2 separate regions of the Homo sapiens genome follow, and region 1 is linked to region 2. Evidence: chromatin loops called from intact Hi-C (ENCODE). Cell type or tissue: ascending aorta. All regions are shown on one strand. Links, peaks and the distances in the headings refer to the core of each region. The heading gives the core; the rest is flanking DNA.

Evidence for each region. Peaks named below come from ENCODE experiments on the same cell type or tissue, not always from the same donor. Only the 100,000 strongest peaks of a DNase experiment are listed, where the experiment ranks them.
Region 1: a loop joins it to region 2, with 10 times the contacts of the local background. A loop is called at or near these places in 2 of 110 quality-filtered maps.

What each region holds. Positions count from the first base shown.
Region 1 is chr1:44,346,356-44,349,163 of GRCh38, reverse strand. The region is part of intron 2 of ERI3 (ERI1 exoribonuclease family member 3); the gene reads left to right. Among named protein-coding and RNA genes, the nearest start is that of ERI3, 7.5 kb to the left of the region's middle. In ascending aorta, for the core only: no CTCF peak of the experiment used is centred there; a DNase peak (open chromatin) is centred at 1,693; H3K27ac peaks cover 2,500 bases.
Region 2 is chr1:42,940,047-42,942,854 of GRCh38, reverse strand. The region is part of intron 2 of SLC2A1 (solute carrier family 2 member 1); the gene reads left to right. Among named protein-coding and RNA genes, the nearest start is that of SLC2A1, 17 kb to the left of the region's middle. RefSeq lists enhancers at 1-14, 1,599-1,748, 1,829-1,928, 1,540-2,048. In ascending aorta, for the core only: no CTCF peak of the experiment used is centred there; DNase peaks (open chromatin) are centred at 964 and 1,694; H3K4me3 peaks cover 1,118 bases; H3K27ac peaks cover 2,500 bases.

The DNA.
Region 1 (2,808 bases), core at 259-2,758, 1.4 Mb before region 2:
AACAACAAAAAACAATCCCAGAACTTTTTTCAGTGTGGACCTTAGTCCCAACACCATCAGTAAAGCAAATCGAGTGAGCAGCTTCCCGATAGAAATTCACCAAAGTGTGACCAGCATTCCTCCCTGTCTGTCTGGGGTCATTTATTAGTGTTGATACCCTGTGGCCTTACATCTTTGTAAAGTGCCTCTCAAATTTTTTAAAATTACTTTTCACCAGCACTCTGGGAAGTGGGTCAGGTGGTCAGCATTCTTGTCCTTGATACCATATGAAGAAACTGAGGCCTAGAAAGGTTAAATGAGTTGCCTGAGGTCCTGCTGCGAGGTACTGTCAAAGCTAGGGCAGATTTGCCATCCAGATGAAAGTGTGTTAGTTTATTGCTGTGATTTCACTTTCCTTGAGTGAGAGGTGCATAGTCATTGCAGAACTGCAGTCTGATGCATGCCGTGTCCAGATCTACTAGGTTTGATTTGGGTCCCACATTATCCATTTGGTTCTGTTGGGTTTTAATTAATGATTGCTAGAACCAGAACTGTTGGGAAGCAGACTCCCTTTTGGATCATTGTTTTTAGGCTTTCCTCTTTGGGGACATTCCTTGAGGAGCCTTGGGTTACCAGGGATTGCTTTGATGTGTTCAAAATTGTGCCTTGTGCCCCACAGCTACAGGTAAAATCAAAAGGCGGATAATTTATGGGAGTGTCAGAGCTGGCCGCTGGCACCTCAGGAGGCCATTAGTATGCCTGTTCAGACCCTCTGTGTCCTTGCAATTGATTCCTCTTTGCATGAGCCTGATTTGGGAAGCTGTAGATCTGTGGGTAGTGATTGGATGTGACAGTCCAAACACTGGTCCCTAAATTAATCCTTTTAATGGTATTCCGGCACCAAGGCAATTCTCTCTCTCCCTGTCTGTCTCTCTGTGTCTCTCACTCTTTCTTTCACTCTTTTTCGCTCTTTTTAACTAGGGAGGACAGAATGGGGTGGGCTAGGAGGAAGGATAAAGAAAGGAAGAGAAGAAGCTTTGTTTGCTGCTTAGGCCCTGCTCTGTTCTAATTAGCATGTTCTAATTCCAGAGCAGTTGGCATCATGACTGTGGGCATATTAATTCATTTAGCAAACATTTACTCTTGCTTACTTTGTGCCTGGTCCTGTGCTGGGTGCTGGGAATACAGAGGAATAAAATGTGGTCCTTACCCTTAGGGATCTAGCTCAGTGTTTCTCAGGCTTTAAAAACTCTGAGACTTAGCACAGTTTAGATTAAAACACACACACACACACACACACACACAACAAAACAATCTCATGCTCTTCTTTAATGCTATTTGAAATTTTGAAATGCATTAGTCTAACAAGCAAGTCAAAGAATTATGTCAAATATGCTTTTTTTTTTTTTAACACATGCACACATTCACCTATACTGCTGTCTTCTATCCTTCTTCCTTAACTCTTTGAAAATTACTGGTAGTAGAAGAAACATACCTAATATCTTACAACATAGTGAGATAAAAGTTATGAAGTAGGAATAAACTGTGCCACTGGATCATACTTAAACAATTAGCTTTATGATGGAGTGTCAGAGAAAGCCACCAAAAGGGGGGAGATTTGAGCTGGATTTTAAGGAAGGAGTCATAATTTGTCTGGCAAAAAATGGAAGTGCATTCCAAAATAGGGAGCAGCGTTTGCCAAAGCACAAATTTGTAAAAGGAAACGTCACATTTGGGTACTTGAGTAAGAATTGGTTATAACCCTGCCTCCTGCCAGTTTCCACTCTGTAAGATGGAAAGATTTGCTCCTGTGGAATTTTGTTTGAGAAGAGACTTCGAGTTCCTTGTGCTGCCGTTCTTTTAATTCTGCTCTTGTGCTCAGGCCTGTAATTTTTCTTTTTAAATATAAAAAAATATGAAAACTAGTTAGGATGATTTGGATAGACTTAATTATTGCTTAAGGTTGAGTTACTTTTAGTTAAAGTTACACTTTGCCTCAAAAGAAAAACTGCAGTTGATATGCATTGTTGGTCCTCTGTCGGATGGAGGGAATCAGTCATGTGGGGAAATGTGGGCCATCACACGTGGTAGAGAACAGGGCCCCAAAGAGCTGAGCACCTCCGAGCCCTTAGTTTCCTCATGTGTGATATGCGAATATTCTTACCCATTCTGCTTGATACTTGGGAGGATTAAATAAAATATGTAAATCATCGATACAATGCCTGGCTTGGAGTAGATTTTCAGAAAAGGGTGTTTGCTTTTTCTCTTTCTCATGTAGTAACAGCTCCCTTTTATTGAGCGCTTGCTATTGTGCAAAGCACTTTTTGTACATCGCACGGTTGAATTGAATCCCAAAGACATAGGTATTATTATTATTATAGCTATTATTACAAATAATTTGTAGTAGAGTCAGGATTTGAACCTAGGTTTGTCTATTACCAGTGTTTTAACACTAGATTATATAACTCCTTGCTTTTACAGCAGTTCCCCATCTTGGGACCAGGAGTATAGGAAGTATTTAACAGTTCTGGGTACCTCTCTTCTGGGATCAGATGCTGTCTACAAATGTGAGAGGTGCTTAAAGGGATGATGCTACCATACCCTGCCCTCCATCCATCTCTAGTCTATTTATGGTGTGTTAGGAAGCAAGGCTTTGCCCCTTCTCGTGTGTGATGAGGTTGCAACTGACTTGCAGGACTTTGCAAAAAGATGTCTTCAAGCTTTGGCCGCTGAAAGGAGTTTGCCCAAGCTACTGGGCATGGCTGCTGGGTTAGCAAACAGCAGGCAAATCACAAACAATTGCCTCTTTTTATGTGTTTCTTGGAGCTG
Region 2 (2,808 bases), core at 4-2,503:
CTTGTCTCACTTGATGCTCACTGCAGCACTGTCAGGAGGCAGCAGGCACCACTCCCAGCCTGCAGGTGTGGGAAACGGCCAGAGAGAGGAAACCCGCCCAATATCACCCAGCTAAGTCAGAGACAGAGCTGGTATCCAACACCTGCCTGCCAGGTGGTCCTTGAGCCTGCACTCATACCCATCCACAGGCAGCACACTTCCTTTATTTGTAGGTTGAAACCGCGTCCTCTCCCTGAAGGCCCTGTGGCAGTCAAAGCAGAAATGGCGTCTTGCCCTAGGGAGCCACAGGGGGTGAAGGTCTGTGCTGGCTTCCTCCTCCCTGCCGTGCATCCTAGATCTGTCCTCACTTGTTTACTTGAATGTCAGGATGGGAAGGGACCTAGACCATCTCCTCCAGCCCAGCCTACTTGCATTAAGGAGGAGAGAAGAGGAAAAGGGGGTAGGGGGTAGGAGGCAGGGACAGGAAAGGAAACTGAGCCCTTCCTCTGTACCAGGCATTTTGCTTGTGTTTATGAGATTGGGTGGTGATTTCCATTTTGTAGACCCGGAAACTGAGGCCCAGGCAGATGAAATGGCCGACAGGCCCAAGGTCACAAAGCTATTGAATGCTGGAGTCAGAAGCCAAGCTCTGTTGTTTCCATGGCCTCAGGTTGTCTTCCTAACCAGCTGCCTTGCCCGTTTAAAAATCTGTACCTTCCCAGAGAGGACCAAATGAGAGTGGGCAGTCCTCACGTCAGGACCACATTTCTTGTCCAGACGGATGGGGCTAGAAAGTGAGTGCAGTGACTCCCAAAGATCAGGGTCCTGTTTGGGGGAACCAGGTAGTGTCTAGAGTTAGCTGGGCTTCTTCCAAATAGGCAGACAGTGGCTATGGGGCCACGCCCGATGCTGAGGAGCAAGTCACCAGGAAGGCTTGGCCTGCTGAGTCATGCTCAGCTGCAGGGGAGGTGACAGGACTTTTCCAAGTTTGCTGGGCATGGAGACCGTGGGCCCATGCTTGGACCAGCCCCAAGCCCTGCATTTGCTAAGTGCTCTTGACAGCTCTTGCCAAAGTGTGTGCTTCAGAACTGGCTCCCTTTGGGAATCCTTACAGATGGAAAGTCTGTAAGACAGGCTGGGAGGAAACAGAGGGAGGTTGAGCTCTCCACTTGGTTGCACATTGGGGTTTCCAGAACGCCCCCAGATTCTGATTTAATTGGTCTGGGATGCTGTTTGGGCATTCAATTAAAAGCTTCCCAACCAATTCGAATGTGCAGCCAAGGTTGACAGCTACTGGATTTAATGATGTCTTGACTGTGATCTCATAGTGAGTTAATGACAGAACTAGGACTCTAAGGCCAGGACAGAGGAGGTGTTTTCCAGAAACAGAACAGGGTTGGGGTGAGCAGGGGGCCTTCAAAGCAAAATGCCCAGAAGACAGAAAGCCTGGCATTCAGTAAAGCGTGAGTAGTTTAGTGTGTCACTAGAGTGAACAGGAGGAGGGGAAAGGTTGGGGAGGTCAACAAGGTAAGGTAGGCAAGAGCCAGACCACAAAGGGCCTTGTGAGTATGGCACGGCACAGTCAGAAGGGGCGGATGGGCACCAGCACGGGGGCCCAGCTAGGGAGCATGGACTTCAGGATGAGGACAATAGGGACCCACTGCCCAGGGCAGACGTGATCAGACTTGCATTGTAGGGAAATGACTCAGGCGTCTGGTATGGAGGGGCGGACTTAAGAATGTGAGACTAGAGACGGGAAACCATCAAGAAAGTTGCCGTTGGACTAGTGACATAAAAGCAAACCCTCAGAGGAAGAATGGACAGGATTTGGTCATCAATTCCGTGCGAGGGCAACAGAGAAGGGTTTAAAAATGGTTTCTAGGTTTCTGGCATGGGTGATGTGTGGTTTGAAGAAGGAGCAGGTGTGCCAGGAGCTGAGAGGTGGCCGTGGGATGTGCAGGAATGGAGGCGTGGGGTGACACAGCTGGAGATGTGCAGGAGGCACCTGTATGTATGGGTCTGTTTCTTAGACCCAGGCTGGAGAAAAGTTGAGAATTAGTCACTGGTATCCACACAGTGGAGAAAGATCTTCTAGGGAGACTGTGGAATAAAAAGAGAAATGAAGATTAAGGCCGGGCATGTGGCTCACGCTGTAATCCCAGCACTTTGGGAGGCTGAGGTGGGTGGATCACTTGAGCCCAGGAGTTCAAGACCAGCCTGAGCAACACATCAAGACCTCATCTCAATTTTATAATTAAATAAATAAAAATTAAAAGTAAAAGATCAAGGCCCCAGAGAACAACCCATTGCTAGAAAAAGACCCTAAGTAGAAGAACAAGAGCTGGTATCTCTAAAACCAGGAGAGGATACCCTCCCAAGACAGAGGGATAATGTAAGCCATCGAAGGGCCAGGGTATTTGTCTGGTTTGTCCACGGCCGTGTCCTTAGTGCCTAGAACGGTGCCTGTCATAGTAATAGACACTGGTGGATAGTGAGTGGAGGAAGGCCATCGGGTACCCCAGGGGTTGAACTGGGCAAGCCTCTCCACATTGCTGAATGCAGAAGAGGCGATGGTGGCCTTGTGGCCACTCGGGCTGACTGGGTGGCACAGCGTGGATAGAAGCCTCACTACGATTGGGTGAAGAGTGAGAGGCAGATGAGAAAGGGTGGAGACGGCTCTTCCAAAAGAGTTGGTGGGAGAGGGAGAAAAGAGGAGGTTTGGAATGATGGTATGGCTAGGAATTTATTTATTTATTTTAATGAAGGTTATTTTTAAACATGTTGGAAGGAATCAGCAGGAGAGGGTGAAGATAAGGAAGTGAGGGCGGA